Regions from separate parts of the Homo sapiens genome. Here region 1 is linked to region 2. A link is a loop called in an ENCODE intact Hi-C map of the cell type or tissue named here. Cell type or tissue: ascending aorta. All regions are shown on one strand. Links, peaks and the distances in the headings refer to the core of each region. The heading gives the core; the rest is flanking DNA.

Region 1 (5,384 bases), core at 233-5,232, 530 kb after region 2:
AAAAGCTAGATGTAAGATATTGAGAAATAACCTGGGAATCAGATAAGCTTATACTTTACCCTCTTGGTACAAAATCATTATGTGGGGGGGGGCTATAGGAATCATCTATGTATTTCAAATACATTTTATAGTCATTAGAGACAACATTTTTTATTAGTCTTTTATTATCTTTTTTAATATTTAATTTTTATGAGTACCTAGTAGGTACATATATTTATGGGGTACATGTGATATTTTGATAGTCTTATAATGCATAATAATCACATCAGGTTAAATGGGGGGTATCACCTCAAGCATTTATCCTTCCTTTGTGTTACAAACATTCTTATTCTTTCATTTTTTAACAATTTTTTTTTTTTTTTTTGTGGGGGGACGGAGTCTCACTCTGTTGCCCAAGCTGGAGTGCAGTGGTGCAATCTGGGTTCACTGCAACCTCTGCCTCAAGGCAGAGGCAATTGCTCAAGGCTCAAGCAATTCTCCCACCTCAGCCTCCGGAGTATCTGGGATTACAGGCACCTGCAATCATGCCCGGCTAAGTTTTGTATTTTAGTAGAGATGGGGTTTCACCATGTTGGCCAGGCTGGTCTTTAACCCCGTTGACTGTAGTCACCCTGTTGTTGTGATAGCAAATAGGAGATTTTATTCATTCTAGCTATATTTTTGTACCTATTCATAATCCTGACTCCACCCCTTTGCCCCACTACCCTTCCCAGCCCCTGATAACCATCATTCTATTCCCTATCTCCATGAGTTCGATTGTTTAATTTTTTTGCTCTCACAAATGGGTGAAAACGTGAAGTTTGTTTTTCTATGCCTGGCCTATTTCACTTCACATAATATCCTCCAGTTCCATCCATAATGTTTCAAATGACAGGATCTCATTCTTTTTGTGGCTGAATGGTATTATACTTCATTGTGTACCGCATTTTCTTTATCCATTAGTTTGCCGATGAACACTTCTGTTGCTTCCAAATCATGGCTATTGTGAATAGTGCTGCACTAAACATGGTAGTACAGATCTACATTTGATATGCTGATTTCCTTTCTTTTGGGTATATACCTAGCAGTGGGATTGCTGGATCATATGATAGTTCTATTTTTAGTTTTATGAGAAACTTCCATACTGTTTTCCATAGTAGCTGTGCTAATTTACATTCCCACTAGCAATGTACAAGCGTTCCCTTTTCTCCACATCCTTATCAGCATTTTTTATTGTTTGCCCTTTCAATAAAAGCCATTTTAACTGGGGTGAGATGATATCTCATTGTAGTTTTAATTTGCATTTCTCTGCCATTGGTATGTCTTTCTTAGACCTTTTGCCCATTTTTAATCAGATTATTAGATTTTTTCCTATTGAGTTGAGTTCCTTATATTTTCTGCTTATTAAGCGTTTGTCAGATGGATAGTTGGCAAATATTTTTTCCCATTCTGTGTGTTGGAAGACAACATTATTTCAATAAATGAAATCACATTCACTATGATGTCTCCAAATTACCTGTAACAAACCTTTAATGTTTGTATGAATTGAAGGAAAAAGAGAAAAAGATAATTTTCAGCATTAAATTATTTCTCAAAGGTTTTGCTCTTGACTTTTTAATACATTGTGAATTTCAAACAGCCAAATTACATTATGTTTAATGAAGCTGATGACTTCTGAAGAAAATACACATTTGATGTGTGGTAGGAGAAGAAGGAGAAAGTGTAGAGGATTCAAATGTAACAACAGCTTCTCTCCAGAGTGAAAACTCCCCAAATTAATTCTGGATCTGAGAGTTTGTTTTTGATAAACTCAGAATAAAATTGTTTCTTTAAATATCTGAATATAATTAAATGTCAAATTGAGTTTAGAAAATATAACACCCCAAAAAGTTAAAGTAAATATTATATTCATGGTATATGTCTGGCGGCAGAGGTGTAGACTTGCTAGAACCTAACTCTGAGGCAAGGGCTGTAGCTGGCAATTCACATAACCAGGATCTCCTTTTTCCCTCTTGCTGGAGGCCTGGATTCTTGTCAATGGAAGATAACACATTGATACCATCTCTTTGAATGTGCACTGCTATGTTACCAAATGTGTATTTGCAGAGTTTGAACAATAGAAACAATGAATGTAATAATATTTTGGAAAAGTAATCCTACCCACACCGAGAAGAATACGGTTTGAGAAGTTTTACGGTCTTGCCCTTCACAGCACAGATTTGGAGTGAATTCGAACAGGGCTTGACTCTTAGCCTCTCTGTTTATTGTGCCTGCCACTTCGGGAAAGTCACATAAACTCTCCAAACTTCAGTATCCTCACTTGGAAAATAGGGATAATGTTATCTATGCTGCCCTCTGTAGGGCTGTCATGAGGAATAAATAAAATAGTATATTTTAATTTCATGTCCACATTCCCTATATATTCAGTGGTACTAAAGAAAGCTTATTGGTTGCTGTTGTTTGTTTCAGCATAGAATTTGTTTCAAGTCCAGGTTCCAACACAAACTAGTCTGAGACGTTCATCTTGGAGTATTTTTTTGCTACTCTTTCCACTTCTAAAGATTGTCCTGAAAGATTGATAAAATATCATGCTCCTACTTTATAAGCTCTACCTTTTAAAATAAAATATTAGCCATACATTAATTTATAAAAAATGTTTTGTAGACATACATTGTGCCAGATACTATAAAGCACCAGGATAGAGCTATGCTGAGATCTGAATTCCTTACCCAGGGAGCTGGCAGTCTAATAGGGAGACAGAAAAACAAATGGCCATTACAATGAAGGATGAAAAAGAGATGAAGAGAGGGGATAAAAACAGTATCTGAGGAGCCTCGGTGGGAAGACTTTCTAGATGTGGTCAACCTGGAGCTGAATCTTGAAAGATGAGAGGAAAGTAGCAAGGCAAACAAGCAGAGGAAGGATATTCAGACAGCAAAATTAAGAAATCAATTGTAAGCATGAGAGGTATTCAGAGAAATATGGGTAACTCTGTGTTGCTGGCATATAAATGAAGAAGCAGGAAGTAGCAGAAAATGGAGGGATCTTCTTATAAACATGAAAGAATATTCATGATTTTTGTTACTGTTATTATTAGCACCAGATTGTATGAAGAATAAAATCTTATATTTGGGGTTTTATAATAGAGATGGAATGATTGACTCTTGCCACGTTCACTGATCTCAGTGGTGAGAGACAAAGTCTCCAATCCTGAGTCTTATATCATGGATATTTCTTCATCATTGACAATAAGGAAAAAGAAAAACTTAGGCAAAAATATGTGCTGCATTTCAGAAATAATAAGTAAACTACATGTTAAAATCACCATGTTTTGCATATAGTCTGTTGGATCAGAATCTTCAAAAACTAGATTAATTCTCTAAGCATTCTGCACACACACACAAGTTTAGATTGTAGGTGAGAACTGGAGACATAGACAGAAAACATGTTTGTTGTATGAGCCCTTGTCCATCACCGTGGGATAAATTTTCCATAATTGTCATTTCTTTCCTGCTTCCATGTAAACTCTAGAATCTTCTCTGTTTCAGGATATCTGTATTTTCTCTACTGTATACAGTGGTTAATCCTTGGTATAGTACAGCAAGAGTTAAATAAATTCTCCAGAGTTGAGAAAATTTATGAGATAAAATTCCAAAGTAAGTATAAACATCCAAGTCCAGCCCCTCATGAAGTCCAGATAGCATTATTACTGATAATGAATGAAGTCATCATATGTTCCTGTTAATTGTTAATTCTCTGTTTTATTTGCTGTCAGGAGACTAGAGTTATACTGATCAAATTATTTTGTTTACTTAATCATTTAGAATTATTTCCCTTCCTAAGCCTTCTTCCAGCTCACTATTTCTTGAATTTAGAGCTCACGCTGGAAAAGGGAGAAATAGGAGGAAATTCTGATTCATAAATAGACTTGTGGAATTAGTTATTAAGAAATGTTCAAAATGTAGAGTTTTTCAATCTTACAGTCTATAAATAGTACTTCTAGGGTCTCATCTGAACAAGAAACATGCACACACTCTCATAGAAAAGACGAGTCAAGTCTTTTTTCAGGAACCTGTGCTGATCACTCTATTCAACTGTTTTGAAAATAATGTTTAATTATATTTTTCGTTGCAACATGTATACGTACAAAATCTGAGTACTCAACCATGGAATAAATAAAGTTACTATGTTGCTTAACCAATTCTTTTTTTCTTTTGAGAGGAAGTCTTGCTCTGTCGTCCAGGCTGGAGTGCAGTGGCGTGATCTTGGCTCACTGCAACTTCTGCCTCCCAGGTTCAAGCAATTCTCTGCTTCAGCCTTCCGAATAGCTGGGATTCCAGGCACCCACCACCATGCCTGGCTAATTTTTGTATTTTTAATAGAGACTGGGTTTCATCACCTTGGCCAGGCTGGTCTTGAACTCCTGAACTCGTGATCCACTTGCCTCGGCCTCCCAAAGTACTGGGATTACAGGTGTGAGCCACCGTGCCTGGCCTAAGCAATTCTTTTTATTATGTTGTTTGGCCAAGTGCTTTTTAGGAAAACAGTTGTTATATGGGATGTGGAAAAAAATGTTCACATTTGAATATGGCTCTAAAAAACTGCCTCTTACTATCACAATTGAAATATTTTCATATATGCCACAATATCTCCAAGGCTCACCTCTTTTACATCTATAAAGAGAGAACGATGATATCTAACATGGTTGGCATACGATTGAAATGGATAATGAAGGTAGAAAAGCTTTGTCAGTTGTGAAATTTTCTATGTTTCTGTGTTGTTTTCTCCTGGTTGTTGATGGCAATGTTCTTTATACAACTAATGAAACAAAACAGAAAAGAAGAAAAAGTAAACAATCCAAAATTATGTGGGAGCTTTTTAGCCAAAGATCCATGGTTATCTGGGAAGAATTCTTTGTTCATAGTCACATGAAAAATAGCTTCTGATGATCTATCAACAGTTCCCACTGCTCTGATTTATGCCATAAAATCTGTATTCTTATCTAATGCAGGAATATACATTAAGTGATTGAATAGCAAATTTTGAGCAGCAGATGGGAGGGAAAGATCATATGTAACATAATAACACAGGAAGTTCCTATATTTGTTGACTTCCATGACATCCTATCAAATGTAGCTGGTAAGCTATTTTCTTCCCCTCTAGAGCCAGAGTAGTATTTAAATCACCTTTCTAGGTATTACGTGACAAACAACAGGAATAAATTCAGTTCACCAACAAGAAATGTGCAGATGAAAAATACAACTGGGAAGACAGAAGTCATTTGTTAAAGAGGATCACTATTTTGAAGAACATGCATTGCAATTCTGGAATTGCTTGGTGAACTATGGGAACAAAGTCTGTTACAGCTATTTCTGTAGGAAACTGCTACACTCCTTACCAGAACG
Region 2 (5,384 bases), core at 94-5,093:
TGCCTCAACCTCCCTAGTAGCTGGGAATACAGGTGCCCACCACCACATCCGGCTAATTTTTTTGTATTTTTAGTAGAGACGAGGTTTCACCGTGTAAGCCAGGATGGTCTCAATCATAGTGGCTTTTGTTAAGTTCATTTCACAAGTGCTAGTGACTTTGAGTTATTCTCATCTATTAAGAAAATAGTAAATAAAAGTTATTTATTATTATTATTTTTTAGAACACTTCAAGGTGTTTTCTTTGCAAAGAAAATGGTTGCCTCAACATCACTGCAATCTTAAGAAAAAAAATACCTCTAGTTCCTTCAAATTCTGTGGAGAAGCACTGGCCCCTGCTAATCTCAGCTGTCCTGGGGGCACAAAGAGAGGAAGCCAATTGCTTGATAAACCTAAAACTATGATGTAAGGAGCAAACATGCAACTAGTAAAGCCTAGAGAGTGCAGGTGTGCATGCCCAGAATGTATTATGCTATATCTTTAATTCAATGTGTACAAAATGCAGAGTGACCAGCTCTAAATGTAGTCGCCTTGCATAACAGTCTAAAAGTCAGGGGAAATGGCTAGATCTGTGCCTGAGAGGCTAGGATAGGAAAAACAGCTCAAGGAGGAGGTTGGGGGGATGGAATTTCTCTTGACCAGAAATCTCAACAGGACCAAAAATTAATTAAGAGTCATAGGTACCAACAGAAGGCATACCATATTAGTAAGAAAAATAGGATCCTGTGGTGAAAGAAACCTGAAATGCCATTGCCCATTTCCCATTTAAAGCAATGTGGAGAGCCCATTCTACTTAGGAAGAAGAATCGTTGGCCTCTTTTGTTCCAGGCAGACATGGGATAGACTGCTCTGGTCCCATTCTGCTCTTTTCCTTAGTCCCCCTAGGGGCTCATGTAAACTTTTTAAAGTATGCGGGGAGATCTAAGTAGTACAACTTGTAGCAGTAACACACTTTGTGGGTGGAGATTCTCACCCACAACCAATGTAAAAAACAATACAAAAACCATTATCCAAAAGGTGACTGCCCACTCTGAAAGAAATCCATATTTAAAACCACAATGAATGGCAACCAGAGTATGAGCCCCAGAGACTCAAAGTATGATACCTGACCCAACAACATCAGCATCACCTGAGAACTTGTTAGAAACGCAAATTACAGACTCCAGGCCAGAACTACTACTGAATCAGAAAGTCTGGGAGGTGGAGCCCAGCCATTTGTGTTTTGCAAGCCTTTCGGTGATTCTGGTGCATAGTAAAGTTTAGGAAGCTCACTGCTCTACATCACTCATTCTCAATCCTGGGAGCACATCTAAATTAGGAAATTATGAAAGGAGGGAAAGAATGAAGGAAGGAAGGAGAGAAGAATAGAAGAAGGAAGGACTGTGCCCTTTCCCAAATCAATTAAATCAGAGTATCCAAAACTGAATAACGGTGCTCAAGTATAGATAATTTTCAGTGCCCCACATTATAGCCTAGAAGACTGTTAAATTTTAAGGAATTTTGTGAACTGGCTGTTAAACTGTTGGTAGCTTGAAATTGTTCATGGTGAGAACATTTATACCACAAAACTTACCAAATGCTATGAATCAGTGTCCCCTCCACACCCAGGCAGTTGTTAATACCTAATCAGTTCATCACTGGCCAGGGTTGAGAAATACTGGACTAAAGTGACAATGCCAAATACCTCATTAATTCAGACAGCCTCAGCAGTTTCTCTCAATTTCTCAATTACTACTCAATTTATTGGGATTCTTATTAAGATTATGAAGTTTTTTTTTTGAAGATGGCAGATTAGAGGCTTTGTTAGTGTGCGTCACCCTTTTGAAAAGAGCAAAATAGTATGTAGAGATTCACGCTGTGCACTTTTATCTAAGAAGGAACAGAGGAACTCAAGAGAAAAAGTGAAAGAAACTTTGGATACTGTGAAAGGAGCAGTAGGCAGCAGGCTGCACTGTGAGTCAGGCAGAAAACTTCAGTCTTTGGAGCGTGAAAGGGGAGAGACTGTCTCCTTCATACACATTCCCACTGGGGAGCCGCTTAATCCAGGCCATGGGGGAGCTCCTTAACCCTACCGGGTGCTAGAGCTGATTTGGGGAGCAGTGGGGAGAAGGAGCAGCATGGAGAAGTGCTTTGCATGCCCGCCCAGGCGCCAGGAGGGGCAGAAGGAAGACACTCCTAATCCAACTCACAGACGCCCACGTGAAAATCTGCTAGCTAACTCAGGAGATGGCCACAGGCTGAAAGAAGCTCCCAAGCGAGATTTGCAACCTAATCTTAAGCATAAAGCATGCTTCTGGCATGGACACAGGAGCCAGGTGCCCCTGCTTCGTGGGCCAAACTAGAAGGGGTGTGGCCTAAGAGCTGCGGTTTCTGTCTTGCGGGGGAAGTCTTGCAGTGTGTGGCAGTCTTGCACTGTGGGACCCAGCCGGCCCTTGCAGCTTTCTGCCAGCAGAAGTCTGTGGGTGTGAGATCTGCCTTGTCAAAGGCATGGGAGCTGGGTGGGTCTCATTGCCACCTGCTGCCCGGCTCCCAGCGTGGACTCTTTTATGCAGCGAAAGTGGTTCCATTCCTCTCTGAAACATTACCCCAGTGGCCAGGGAATTTCCCACTGACTCCCATCAGGGCTCCTGCTTGCACTCACACCTAGGGAGCCAAAGCACGGGACTGCCTGACCCAGCCCCCACCCAGCTTTTCCCCTCCACCCACCTTGGCAGCAGAACACAGACAGGGCCTTTTAGGAGTTCCACGGCCCTGCCCATCACCAGCAACATCTGAGTGCTTCCCCTGAATAACACAGGCCAAGCATCCCATGGCCACCCCAGCAGCTGGTTCTCTCCTACAAGCGCTACCTCCTGGCCCGACTTCACCCAGCACAGCCCATTACAACATCTTCTGACACAGTAACACAGTGCTTGTGAAGGAGAAAACTCTTCTTTGACCTCAGCTAACACCATTGTCCACACCACCCCAGCTACCCAGGAGGACTTGAGCCCGCTCACATGCCCAGTACATTGATGCTACAGCTGGCAAGTGAGAAAGCCACCAAACCACACCAAACAGCCTTATTTAGAAATCCTGAACAGACCAAGACAGACCTACAGAGCCCACACCACTCCCCTGCCACCCCCATCAGAGCTGGTGCTCGCACCTGCCACTGGGAGACCGGAGAGGACAGGTCAGCCTGGTCCAGCTCCACCCATATCACTTGTCTCTGGAGCTAAGAGCAAAGCCCAAGCTACTGCAAGTCCTGTAGACCAGTCCATGGCCTGAGGGATCAGAGGGCTTTTCTAGATGGCTGACTAGAGACATGGGTGAACAATTCCCTTCAGAACAACAACAACAAAAAAAACGAATTACAGGTGAATGTGAATAACCATAGCCTAAATGGAATGTTAAGGGGAGATTGTTGGAGCCCATTGGAAAGTTCATTGGAAGAATCTACAGCATACACAAAAATTAAGGAATCAAGAAGCTTGCAGAGATCAAATCAAGAGAGACTTAGTATTCTGTGGAAAGGGTAGGTGGGAATGCTCTTGGCATCTCTAGCCCTTGCAGCAGACTGCTGGTATCCAAACTCAAGGAGAGCTTTTTTGCCACCATGAGCCCAAGTACTGGAGCGGGCTGCGATCTGGGGACTTCTCGAGGGCATTATATTGGGCTACCATCTCGAACAGGGTCCCTTCCTGTTCCCCCGGTCCCAACCTGTAGTAGCAGGTGCCATACTGAGTGTGCACCCATTGCGAGACTTTGTTCTGCTCAGGGACTTCCAACCCTTGTGTCTTCACATCACAGGATCCCTTGTAGACATGCCTCAGTACCAACCTGGATTGTGGCAACCCCACATGGTGGCTAGACCCAGAGGAACAGCAGGATTCACGGTGGTCTGTTCCCCAGGGATTGTCATACCTAGGGAAAGGGGGAGTGCATCATACCAAGGGAGCACTCTGTGGGACAAAAGAAACAGAGTGCAGGCTTTTCTGTGTCCGTGAACTTGCTGCTTGTGGGCTAGGAGCAGCTGCAACTCTTTCAGCAGAGGGATGGGCACAGTGCTCAGCTGAGTGGGAAGACTACAATTCTTCCCCAGCGGTCGAGCAGCCCCAGTACTCATGAAGTGACGTAGAGGGGACTTCTCCCCCTCACCCACTGCTGCAGACACAGCCAGGATGTCTCCTGTAGGAGCTTGGCTTGGGTGCATCTGTAGATGGTCTTTATAGAGCATTTTGGGGTGACTGTGTCCCCACAGGATGTGTGTCCTCTGGGGTCAGGCTTGCAAGAGGAGTAGAGCCCTGCTCCCTCTCTACACAAAATGTCAGCATTCCTGAAGATGGAAAGATGCTTGTCTAATCTGAATATCCAGAACACTGGGACAGGAGGATGATAGGGAGTTGGGTTGTTTTTTGCCAGGCTTGTAGTAGAGCTGAGGTAGCACCCTTCCTTTCACCTATGAAGACCTCAGTGCATTTCATGGGAACTCCCTAGGCTACATCCATCAGGGCTGGGATGTGTGCTCACCATTGTGGTATTGCATATACCCACCTACCTTAGCCACAGCCAATTCTTACCCATGAACACCTCTAATTAAACTGAAGACTAAATTGTTCAACCCACTGAAAAAATACTGGGGAAAAAAGTACACATCAAGAGGAATAAAATAAGCTTCAGGAGACCTCTGCCATTCCAGCACCACAGGAGACAGTGGCCCTATTCACACACCCGCTACATTGCTACTAAAAGCACGACCTAAGAAAGCCATCAGACAAAATTCTGTATAACCAAGGAACTTACACAGAGTCTTTGCAACTGAAATTACCCAGACCCAAAGCTAGGGAATCATAAACTATACACATTATAGTTACATCCTCAAGGAGAAAAAAAAAACCCAGTTCAGTCAAAACTCAATTCAAAAATAATAAGAAGAAACAATTCTATCCAGATGAGAAGGAAGCAGAAAAATAATTCTGGCAATATGAAAAGCAGAGTTTTGCAATGCCCTCAAAAGATCACATTAACTCTTTAGCAATAAATCTAAACCAAAATGAAATCTTGGAAATACCAGATAAAGAATTCAAAATATTGATCATAAAGTTTCTGAATGAGATCCAAGAGGAAGTCAAAACCAACATAAAGAAATCAAGAAAACAACTCAAGATATGAATGAAAATTTTCCAAGGAGATAGATTTTAAAAAATCAAAAAATCAAAACAAAACAAAACACAGAACTTCTGGAAATGAAAGACTCATTTAGGGAGTTACAAAATGCAGTGAAAAGTTTTACCAAGAGACTAGACCAAGCAAAAGAAATAATTTCAGAGCTTGGATATAAGGCTTTTGGGTTTACCCAACCGAACAAAAACAAAGAAAAAAGAATCAAAAGAAATGAATACAGT

The links. A loop is a pair of places that touch in the nucleus more often than their neighbours do. Peaks named below come from ENCODE experiments on the same cell type or tissue, not always from the same donor. Only the 100,000 strongest peaks of a DNase experiment are listed, where the experiment ranks them.
Region 1: it touches region 2 in a loop (5-fold over the local background); 2 of 110 quality-filtered maps call a loop at or near these places.

The regions. Positions count from the first base shown.
Region 1 is chr13:92,713,876-92,719,259 of GRCh38, reverse strand. All of the region lies in intron 7 of GPC5 (glypican 5), which reads right to left. All of the region lies in intron 1 of GPC5-AS1 (GPC5 antisense RNA 1), which reads left to right. Among named protein-coding and RNA genes, the nearest start is that of GPC5-AS1, 5.0 kb to the left of the region's middle. In ascending aorta, for the core only: a CTCF peak has its summit at 2,338 (motif pointing left); no DNase peak of the experiment used is centred there.
Region 2 is chr13:93,241,321-93,246,704 of GRCh38, reverse strand. All of the region lies in intron 1 of GPC6 (glypican 6), which reads right to left. Among named protein-coding and RNA genes, the nearest start is that of GPC6, 17 kb to the right of the region's middle. RefSeq lists an enhancer at 2,454-3,266. In ascending aorta, for the core only: no CTCF peak of the experiment used is centred there; DNase peaks (open chromatin) are centred at 1,664, 2,373 and 2,574; H3K4me3 peaks cover 1,059 bases.